Linked DNA regions of Mus musculus: region 2 is linked to region 1. The links are chromatin contacts, found by Hi-C or POLR2A ChIA-PET in ENCODE. All regions are on one chromosome and are shown on one strand. Each heading gives the region's core, a stretch centred on a gene start or an enhancer-like site at or near the end of the contact. The rest is flanking DNA. Distances are from core to core; before and after follow the strand shown.

Region 1 (5,319 bases), core at 469-2,968:
AGAGCTTGATGACAGGAGCCTGATAAAGCTGTCTCCTGAGAGGCTCTCTCTGCCAGTGCCTGACAAATACAGAAGTGGATGCTCACAGCCATTTATTGAACAAAGCACAGGGTCCCCAAGGAGCTAGAGAAAGTACCCAAGAAGCTGAAGGGGTTTGCAGCCCCATAGGAGGAACAATATGAACTAATAAGTACCCCTAGAGCTCCCTGGGACTAAAACACAAATCAAAGAAAACACATGTTGGACTCATGGCTCTAGCTGCATATGTAGCAGAGGATGGCCTAGTCGGTCATCAGTGGGAGGAAAGGCCCTTGGTCTTATGAAGGTTCTATGCCCCAGTACAGGTGAATGCCAGGGCCAAGAATGGGAGTGAGTGGGTTGTGGAGCAGAGGGAGGGGGAGGGGATAGGGGATTTTCAGAGGGGAAACTAGGAAAGGGGACAACATTTGAAATGTAAATAAAGAAAATAATTTAAAAAAAAAGAATATCCTAAAAACAAACAAAAAATTGTCTTGCAGGGTTACTTTCATTTCTGTGTCTCTCTGTGTGTGATTGTGTGTGTGTGACCAAAAATATTTATTTCCAACAATTATAATCTGAGACTCTAGCAGGTCTGCCAGGCAGTAATTTCACAGAGGTCCCTGTAGCAAACTGCCGGAGGTGTTGTGTTCCTTGGACAGCTCACTCCAGGGTCAGTTGTGCATTGCATCTTTTTGCTCTACCAACACAACTGACAGTCTGCTCACCCTGGCCTTACACCTTCCTTGTGTGGGGATAAATCTTAAGCTGGGAGCCTCACTGAAACACCTATCTTTACTGTGAACCAGCAAGGTTGAGACGGTCTTAAGACTTCTAAAACATAGCCAACACACACACACACACACACACACACACACACACACACACACACACACACACACACAGAGAGAGAGAGAGAGAGAGAGAGGGAGAGAGAGAGAGAGAGAGAGAGAGAGACAGAGACAGAAACAGAGACAGAAACACACACACACAGAGAGACAGAGATAGAGAGACAGAGAGACAGAGAGAGACACACACAGAGAGAAACAAAAAATTCAAAACAAACACAGGACATTGATGCAGGAAATTTTGATTGGCAATTACTTAATGTGACAACCTGGCCACATATTCCAGTTTGCATCCCACGTGAGCAAAGGGCACCCTGGAGGAGTCCCTCATTTGCAAAGTTGAAAAGCTGCCCAAATACGCTTCAGGCCTGAAGTTACTGCAAGGTAAATTGAGGCCAGGTACCTGAAGGAGGTCAGGTGCCTGTGGACAGGTGGGTCATGAAGCGCTCTCTCTCTCTCTCTCTCTCTCTCTCTCTCTCTCTCTCTCTCTCTCTCTGTGTGTGTGTGTGTGTGTGTGTGTGTGTGTGTGTGTGTGTGTGTGTTGGGGGGCGGGGGTGGTGGTGGTGGTGGCGGCGTGTTTTCTTGATGTGATCCCTTTGCGCCTCTGTCTCCAGCTCCCCAAGTCCTCATACAACATAAGTAAGTATCCTAGAGTTCCAAAACTGGAGCTAGGATCACCTGCCACTACAGAACCAAGCCAGACAAAGCTGATTCCTCAGGAGAGCCTGGAATTCTCAAGAGCAGGCGTTGCCAGGGGACCACACCAGTGTTAGCAACCCGCCAGAGCCCCAGGGCCAGAATTTCCTAACCGCTGCCGACAGTTAAAGGCGCGGCTGTGGTGGGAGGAGAAGCCCAAGCCCGGGAGTAGCTCGGCCACACTGGAGGTCTCAGCCACAGCTGCCTTCACTTTCGTTTCCCGGGGATCCTGGGTCTGTGGTCACCGCGGTTTCGTTTCCGAGGCGTGGCGGAGGGCGCGGCCCGGGACACCCATGGCCCTAATAAGCCGCCCTCGAGCCCCACTGTGGCTCGGGCGTCTGTCGCGGAGGCTGTGCGGGCGACACCAGGCCTGCATGGGGACCATGGCTCGGCCGCGGCGCTTCACTGTGGAGCTGCCAGATTGCTCCCTGACTCACTTCGTCCTGGGGGATGCAACAGACCACAGGGATGCACGCCTGGCAGAGCTGCTCGGCCCCCCAGGGCGCAGCTACGCGCTGTGTGTGCCCCTGGCTCCAGGCGAAGGCTGCGGGCCCCGGGTGCAGGCGGCCCGGGTGCACCATCGCCTGCTGCAGCAGCTGCGCCGGGGTCCTTTACAGAGATGCCAACTGAGCAAGCTTCTGGGCTATGGTCCGGGCGATCAGGCCGGCGAAGCCCAGCATGGCTTCCTGCTGCGGGACCCTTGCGACCACCCGGACACTCGGCGCGACTTGCTCCAGCTTCTGGGCTCCTGCCAGGAGGCGGCGCGCCCGCAGTTGGCCGAGTTCCAGGCCGACTCCCAGGGTTTGCTGTGGCAGCGTCTGTGGGAGTTGCAGGGAGACAGGCAGGTGCAGGTGGACTGCGCATGCGTCCTGCCGGCACAGGAACCTCATCTGCACCCATTGCTGCCAGATCTGCTTAACTCTGCGGTGTTCCAAGACCGGGACGCGGCAAGGGCTGTCTTGGAAGAGGTAAGAGTTCTTTCCCTTGGGGACTGAGTGGAGCTGGGGACTCAGCACTTTGGTTGGCCAATCAAGTGCTTTCGGCTTGGTTTGTTTATTCTTATTCACGAGCCAGGTGGTGTAGGCAACACAGGTAGGCTCTGTGTTAGACACGGATGCTGCCTTCAATATTTCGTGTGTAGGTTTCTGTCAACTTAGTGGCTCGTGCATCCAACACCTACCTGGCTGAGCAATGCTTTCTGCTAATACATTCATTCTCAAAAGCCTGCAGGGGGAGTAGAGTCCCCTGGAAATCAGGAGAAGGAAGTCAGCTAGATAAAGGGATAATTTGCTGGGCATTTGCTACCAATCTGGGATCTTGTGGTGCAGGAGATGCTATGTGCATCGGAGAGTGTAAGAGCATGTAAGTATTCAACTGGTTTGTGGGCCATATGCGGTCACTCAACTGCTCAAGAGTTTTTTGTTTTTGTTTTTTGTTTTTTTTTTTTTTTGCTTTTATCCCCCCATATCCCCAACACACACACCCCTGTCATCTGTAAATGTTCCTGTGATGGAGGGATAAGGGATTTGTAACAGAGTCTTCAAGGAAAAGCCTAAGATTGTGTTACACCCAAGCAGTGCTTGGGGCCTGCTGGTTTCTGTAGTTAATACGGTATTACAAATGGTGGGGCAGGGCTAGAGGATGGCAAAAAGCCCTTGGTTAGCCGGGCAGATGTCTGGCATTTGTCAATTACTCACTTTCAGCTTGTTTCTTCAACACTCTGCCTCACTTTTCTTAGTCCATAAGGTGGTAATAGCAGAAGCATTTACACAGATTGACCGGTCTAATGCTTACAAAGCTCTTTGGAGCGTACCTTGCTCGCAGGGAGCATACCAGTGAATGAAAGCGGGCCTCAGATGAAGGTCTTAGGGGCATGGGATGTAGGGATGAACAGTGAGGAACTTCAGATTCTCAGCAGATACGGCTGCTGCAGCTTTAAGCACTTTTCTCAGCCTTCTGGGTCTTCAGGAACAAGTGCGCATTTGCTGGTGGTGGGGAGGGTGCAGATGTGCTTGTCTATAGGGTGGTTCTAGTTCCCCAGGCCTCCTGTTCCCAACAGGACCTATGGCTCCACTGTGGCTGTGGCTGGAATTATGTGTCTACTTGTTCTTCCCATACGGTAAGCTGGCCAGTGAAGGATTGAGACTGCGCAACCTAGACAGTTGCAGCCTTTTTGTGAGCCTGTCTCAACTTCTAAATACTAGGATCTCACGCTCTAGGCATTGTGTTCAATTTGGAACAGACCTCTCTAGCATTGGGCAGTGGTGTCTTTGGCAGATGCAGGTTCTCCAAAGCCCCAGCACTTCCTTGCTCATGCACAGGCTTGTTTGTTTGTTTTTCCCTACAGTGCACATCCTTTATTCCAGAAGCCCGGGCAGTACTTGACCTAGTTGACCAGTGCCCAAAGGAGGTCCAGAAAGGGAAGTTCCAGGTCATTGCCATTGAAGGACTGGATGCCACTGGTAAGCAAACACTGCTTTGCAGTTTTCTGTCAATGCCACAGACTGAGCAGTTGCAGGAGGTCGTTCTTGAAATAATCAATGCCAGGCTGACCCTGGGACACCAGGACAAGTTAGTGGAGCTTTCCGAGGGCCCTGCTCTGCTGATGTCTCCAGAAGACACCCAAGGCCATGCCCAAGCTGTATTCATTCTAAGAACCAAGATTAGATCTAAGAGCAAATTAGGTCATGTGGACCAGGAAGGGGGAAGCATTGACTGGGTGAGGTGCAGTGCTTTAGCCAAGAAGTTATGTCCAGGAGCCACAGGGCATTGAGAGGCCTCCTCTTGGAGAAAACTGGGCGGTAGGGGGAGGAGGAAATGGAGAAGCTCCCGGAGCCTCTCAAGAGGGGTCAGAGTATGGCGATGAGTTAACCTTGTAACCAGAACATTCAAGCCCAGGCGAAGGCTGGTGGTGATGGATGCTTCAGACTTCTCCTGACTCACTTGGATGGATGCAGACTACTGGATTTTATATATATATGTGGTTACATTGCTTTGTTTTTGTTTTTTGTTTTTGTCAGTTTGACACAAATTAGAGTCATCTGTGCAGAGGAGACCTCAAATGAGAAAATGCCTTCATCAGATTGGCCTGTAGGAAATTTGGTAGAAACATTTTTGTTTTCTTGATTGAAGACTAGTGTGGGATGGTCCAGCCCACTGTTAGTGGTGCCACCCAGGGCAGAGGGTCCTGAGCTATGTAGAAAGCATGCTAAGCAACCCAGGAAGAGGAGTAAGCCAGTAAGCAACACTCCTCCATTGTCTCTGCTTTAGCCCCTGCCTGCTGGGCTCCTGTCTTGAATTACTAACCTGCCTTCCCTCAGTGATGGAGTGTGACCTGGGAGTTGTAAGATGAAATAAACTCATTTCTTCCTGATGATAGATTTGGTCAGTTGCAGTCACAGCCACAGAACTCTTACTAGGGCCTCCGTACTGGTGTTTGAATCTAGGGATTTCACACACTGGGTAAGTGCTTGACCACAAAGCCACATCCCTGGTCCCAGACTGTTCTCTTTAATAATTTCAAAGGTCCATTCCTCATGGGACCTCTTGTGTTATTGGGGCAGGGGAATGGCTGTAGCTCACTGTCCTGGCTCTGACTGCAAGTCATCAGGTGGGAGAAACAGTGTGAATTGCATTCAGCTGGCGCTCATCACTGATCAAAGACCTAGTCCCGGTTGTTTCAGCCACAGCTAGAAGGTTAACACAAGCTGTCCATCTTCCAGTGGGTATTTATTATTTTCAATAATTTATTTTGTAC
Region 2 (5,519 bases), core at 2,846-5,345, 870 kb after region 1:
TTTTATTTACTCTATTGGCCAGTTAAAAATACCAAGACACGATCACCATGCTTATTCCACTGTGGGCAGCTCGCAGCCTGCCCTAAGCATCACTTCCTGAGGGCCCCAGTCCTGCCCAAGCTGTGGGTCCTGGTTGGATGCTGAGACACCAAGACTTTTCAAATCTCTCAGCTTCGAGACAACACTTTAGGAGTCACACAGTAGTTACCCAATGCAAAGTGGGAAAGATAAACAAAAAACAAAACAAAACAAAACAAAACAAAAAATCAAAAACAAAACAAAAAAGTCACATAAAAGCCACATGTGGAGATTGATCACACGATTTTTATTGGTCTTTTGAACAAATGTATTCCTCTGTGAAAAACTCCTGCAAAAAGAGACATTGGAGTGTATGAATTCAACCCTGAGCATTAACACTGCATTCCAAGGAGGGCGGTCACGAAGCTGGTTTGATTGAAGCACAAAGCACAAGCCACTGATACTCTCTTGTGTGATCAGGTTTTTACAAAAAAATACATAGTTTTCAATAAATAATGCTTAATTTTACAACTTTGATACAGCAACGTCATACAGTTTCAACACACTACACTCTGCATGCTAGATAACCTCTACCAGAAGACATGACTTCACCATGCATTTGCTGCCCTAGTGCTACGGGACACTTACGTAGTCCCCCAGCGCACTGCCTCAGGTAGCTTCTCCTTCTCTCTGTCTGACAGCAACAGGTCCTGCGCTGGCATGCAAACTCTATAAAAGTCCCCCCATAACCCACTCAGACTTCTAAACAAAAGGGCTTTCCAGCTATTCCTCTCCCAAACCTGGAGCAGCTGTGAAAGTTGCTTTTTTTTTTTTTTCCTTTTTTCTTTTTCTTTTTTTCTCGGCCTTGGAAAACAGAACACTTGTTAACAGTGCCATGCTGATAACTACTCTCAGACTTCAGGTGGCTCTGTCCCGGGAAACAAAGCATCACGGGATGGGTTGCCACGACCACTAGGTGTCCCATACCTGAGACACAGGCCTCCGTTTCAAAACAGTCCATTCAAACAAGGGTGTTACAGAACAAATGGGAACAACTGATACCCACAACATATGTACAAGAGCAAAAGTAGACAAAGTGGGGAGTCCATGACAATGGCATAGGACGCTTCTCCCTGTGTGATTCAGGGGACGAGGCATAAGGTTTTTGAACACAAGCTGGGTGAAGAGAAATGGGATCGAGGGCCCTTTGTCAATATCCATTTGATCAAAATTCTTTTTACGCTATGTCTTGATTATTTCCAGTCGTTCTGTTTTTGAAGGGGAGGGGAATGTAATGTGCCTACTAAACTTAAGTGTCACGTTTTTTTTTGTTGTTGTTTTTTTTTTTAAAATCTCTTTGAGGACCCTGGAGGAAATCCTATGTTCAAATGCATTTTCAAACTTGTCCTATTGCTTTGTTTGGTCTTTTTTTTTTTTTTTTTCACAGAAGAGACTACATAAAAGAAGTTTGATCAAACAGTGAGGCTGGAGCCTCCACATGGGCACATCCAGGTTGCCTAGTGGCCGACTGCTCATCAGGAGGCACACCTCAGCTCCTACCTATTGCTCTTTGTGGCTGTGGTGAACTGTGTTTGTCAAGTGCCGGCAACCGGAAGTTCCCAGTGTGTGGAAACCACCCTGTCTGGGCACAGGCAGACAGGCACTGGGTCTTCAAAGAATATCGCTATCCAAGAAAATTATTACTTCTATACATGGAACGTTATGAGTGGATTTCCCTTTGTACGCCATGCTATATTTTATGCACGTTTTGTGCTTTTATTGAGTATAAAAATAGGTCTCCTTTAAAATTCTGTTTAAGTTCACTAAAAAACTACTTGTTTGTGAAATTCTCTTATAAACTCACTGCATCCACATGGAATAGATAAACTAATCAGGCAGCTAACGCATCTAGGTAGTGTTAAAAAAAAAGAAGAAGAAGAAGACGATGGGAAAAAAATGAAGGTGTGTTAGGAGTTGGGAGTTGGGGAAAGGGAGGCAGCAGTAAAGGAATGAATGGGAAGTGGCTTGGCTTCAGTACTTTTATACTGTGGTGGAAAACATAAGCAACACACAAAGGGGGCATGAAAAACCCCAAACCAAAACCTGAGTTGTTATCAAAGAGCAAAAAATGTTGAGCTCATCAAACCCAAAGAGATATGGCAGGATAAATCAATAGGAATGGACAGTGAGAAAGAATTGATAATCAAAATAAGCCAACTCTCAGAGAAACACGTCAAGAATCGTTACATGGAGACGTTTACTTTGGGGACTTATGAATTCCTGTTCGGACACATGTAAGGCTCAGTCCTGTCGTGCTTGCAGGCCACAGGCTATACAAAGGGTATCTGAAACTGACATTCCTAATGAAGTTTTTTTTTTTTTATATATAAAATTTGGCCCTTAGAATAACTGAGAAATATCCTGAAAAACCTTCCCTGAAACTGTAATAAACAAAGTTTCTTTATCTACTGATAAAATCGACAACTCAGTAAGCTAGTTTCGCTGGTCTTCCTACATAAGAAAAAAGCACAAATATAGTTGCCTCAGAAATCTGTTAAAAGCAGAGAACCTTGCAGGAAAAAGAGTATAAAGATTCTAGAAATGAGAGAGTACAAGAAAACCTCTCTTCCAAGTGTCCACAAAGATACATATGCCCATTAGGAGAAAACAGTGAGACTATACAGAATACCCCATCAGAGAATAAGAAAGCCGAGTGATGGAGTATATTTCTATTGAATGACTACTTGAAAATTGAGCAACTTATTTGCCTTATTTCCCAGATTCCTTGGGCAAAACTCATTTGAATTCTGAAGTGAAGAACAAATGTTCATTTCTTACACTGTTCTAGTATCAAGATGATTGTGGTTTCAATTCCCAGAGAAAAAAAGTAGACCTTGCCTTTTGATTTTTTTTTCTCTCAAAACAACTAAGTCAGATCCTGACTGCTAAGAGCATGCATATTTAAATCACTTCCCCTCCATTAACATTAAAAAGAACCATCCAGGCCCAAAAGAGCTGCAATGATTTTTTTTTTCTAGCTAAAGGCTAATCATTCTACAAATAATTTGCCCAGTGACCGTAGTCATTCATAACATGTATTTGCAAAGCACACTTTAAGCACACTGCCTTTCATTCGTATTATCTTTTTAATAAGGATGCATATCGAGAATGTAGAAACTGGAAATTATTTCCACAGCTTAAAGAATAAGAGAACGCTGGTTCAGGTGTTTTTGTTTTTTTGTTTCTTCAAAGATGGAAATCTCGCCAAAAAAAAATGCACTCGAGTCTGTGAACTAGGTACAGGAGCAGGGTACCCAACCGGCTAGACTGCTATGCACACAACGCCCACGCCCACGTTACCATTTTAAGATACTGTCAATGCTCAGTTAAAAATAAGACTTACTTAGGAGGAAAAAAAATGCAGCTAACCTTTTATTGAAGCCTGGCCAGTAGCTGGAATACCTTGTGTATTAGACATTCAATAGAGTTCACTGGGAATGGTCTTCACAATGCATTCGTCGAAACCGCTTTAAATATTGTTAAAAGCGCATTCAAGCGCCTTTCCTGAGTTCTAACTGGGATTTAAAAAAAAAAAAAAAAAAAAAAAAAGAAAGAAAGAAAAGATTTCTTTTTTTCCTGATCTCCAACCAAGAACTGTCTCTTCTTTTCCTACCAAGAAACTCGGCCACATAATTTTAAAATACAAATTGCAGCTATGCTTCCATTCTGAAGCCAGATCCTCACTCCTTTTCTAATTTATTTAAAAGTTCCTTCCTCACCATGGAAAACGCCCGACGGGAAACGGGAACACATGCAAATGTTAAGAACTCAAGACACTCAGAATGCCTTTTCCTTAGGCTTCAGAATCTGTCCCCAGTAAACCGCTGGTGAAATTATTCGCGGCTTAAAGGTCCCCGCGTGGCTCACAGCAGGGCGCTGTGGGGGAGGGGTGGGCGAGGGAAGCCCGAAAAAGCCACACCGGGTCGCCGCCCCACCCACGCGCTATGAGATCGCGCTGCTCCGTGAGGGCGAGCTCTCTATCTGCAGTGCCTGTCTTGCGTGGGGCACCGACCTGGATCCCTACTGGTCAAGTCCCCGCGGTCAGCGCCCGCGCCGTAATGGTTTCTGTGGGTCTAGAGTCGGGCTGTTGGGCACCGAGTTTCAATTCACTGCTGAAGGGCTCCTCGGTCGCGTGCGTCGCGGCCCTGGGGAGTTGGGCTTGCGCGCGGGACACCACGAGGGACAAGCTGGCGGGGGGGAGGGGGCAGTGGGGGAGGGGAGGGCTGGACCGGGCCCCTGGAGGCAAATGCTCCATCAAAGAAACCAAAGCCATCCTGCACCGTGAAGGCGGCTCTAGGCGCATTTGCTTTCCTCGTGCCCCACCCGCGTGGATAACGCTGAAGGGCGCGGCCCTCTCCACTCGTATCTCATTGAGCGCGCGCGCGCGCGCGCAGCGATGCCGCCCGCGGATGGGGGTGGAGATTTAAAAAAAAAAAAAAAAACCAACAACAACAGAAAAAACCCAAAGCCAGAAGCGGAGGCCTAGCCCTGTGGACACTAGCTCCAGACTCGCCAGGCACGGACCAGCGCGAAGCCCACGGCGGGGATGGAGACGCAGGGCGGGGTGAGAAGGGAGGACACCGGGCTGCAACCTATGGCAGCCTAAGGGCTCCAAAAAGCGGCATCCGCCCTCCGCCACCCGCGTCCGCTGCGCGGTGAACACGCGGCTCCCGGGAGAGACTAAGGGCCATGCGAGCTTCTATCCGATCCTGCTGATTTATTAAAATCAAGACACAGACTTCAGCACACACAAAAAAACCCAAAAACCCCGGCGGTGACTTCGACAGTGCATTGAGTCTGCTTCGCCACCATTTGCTACTAAATATGCAATGGTCTGTTTATTTAATTATATTGCACAAAATGAGAAAATTTTAAACTATGTGCCTTTCCTTTTTCTTTTTGATAAAAATCGCGTATCCAGTTTCAAACCTTCTGTCTGGGGCCCCGTCCACACATCACAGCGATGAGATACATAGGTCCTACTATGATACAGTACATACAGTCTTAAACTAAGAACAGCTCTGAGGTCTAGGTCACCATTTTCAATAAATCTTTACCTACAAATATTGAACAAATCTCTACTATAGCTGTACAAAAAAGTTTGCTTTTTTTTTTAAACCACAAGGCCTTTAGATGCAAGGATTACTTTTAAATTTTTAATCCTTTTAAACCAGGACATAACGTACCAACATATTTGCATGCTAAAAAAACAAACAAAAAAGAAAAACAAAAACAAGAAGAGAAAAAAAGAAAAAGAAATCAAAAGGGAAGAAGTGCCTGAAAGTCTTACTGAAAAAACACAGCAAGATTGTTCCCTTTTCACTGTACAAAAATACGCCTGAAAATATATTAATTTTTAAAAAAGATTGAGGTCTGTTATGTATCAAAAATGTTTCAATACCTTTTTGTACTGAGGTCTAGGCTGTAAGGTATTCAATCAA

What was found. Hi-C counts contacts between places; a loop is a spot of excess contacts on that map. ChIA-PET counts read pairs that join two places held with the same protein, here RNA polymerase II (POLR2A).
Region 2: a map of left cerebral cortex shows a loop between it and region 1 (2.1-fold over the local background). The contact joins the enhancer-like site here to the promoter of Cmpk2 in region 1. A Hi-C loop is called at or near these places in 1 of 37 maps with a recorded cell type or tissue (left cerebral cortex). POLR2A ChIA-PET finds 5 or more read pairs at or near these places in 1 of 5 experiments (Patski).

What each region holds. Positions count from the first base shown.
Region 1 is chr12:26,467,497-26,472,815 of GRCm38, forward strand. It overlaps Cmpk2 (cytidine monophosphate (UMP-CMP) kinase 2, mitochondrial), which reads left to right and starts at 1,719. Exons shown (of 5, transcript NM_020557.4): 1 at 1,719-2,530; 2 at 3,910-4,024. The coding sequence starts at 1,856.
Region 2 is chr12:27,334,911-27,340,429 of GRCm38, forward strand. Sox11 (SRY (sex determining region Y)-box 11) reads right to left here. Exons shown (of 1, transcript NM_009234.6): 1 at 1-5,519. Among named protein-coding and RNA genes, the nearest start is that of Sox11, 5.0 kb to the right of the region's middle. Within about 2 kb of position 4,096, at least 2 of the 3 ENCODE cell types and tissues checked have a DNase peak (open chromatin) inside an H3K27ac peak, as active enhancers do; they include left cerebral cortex, where a contact is called at or near this core.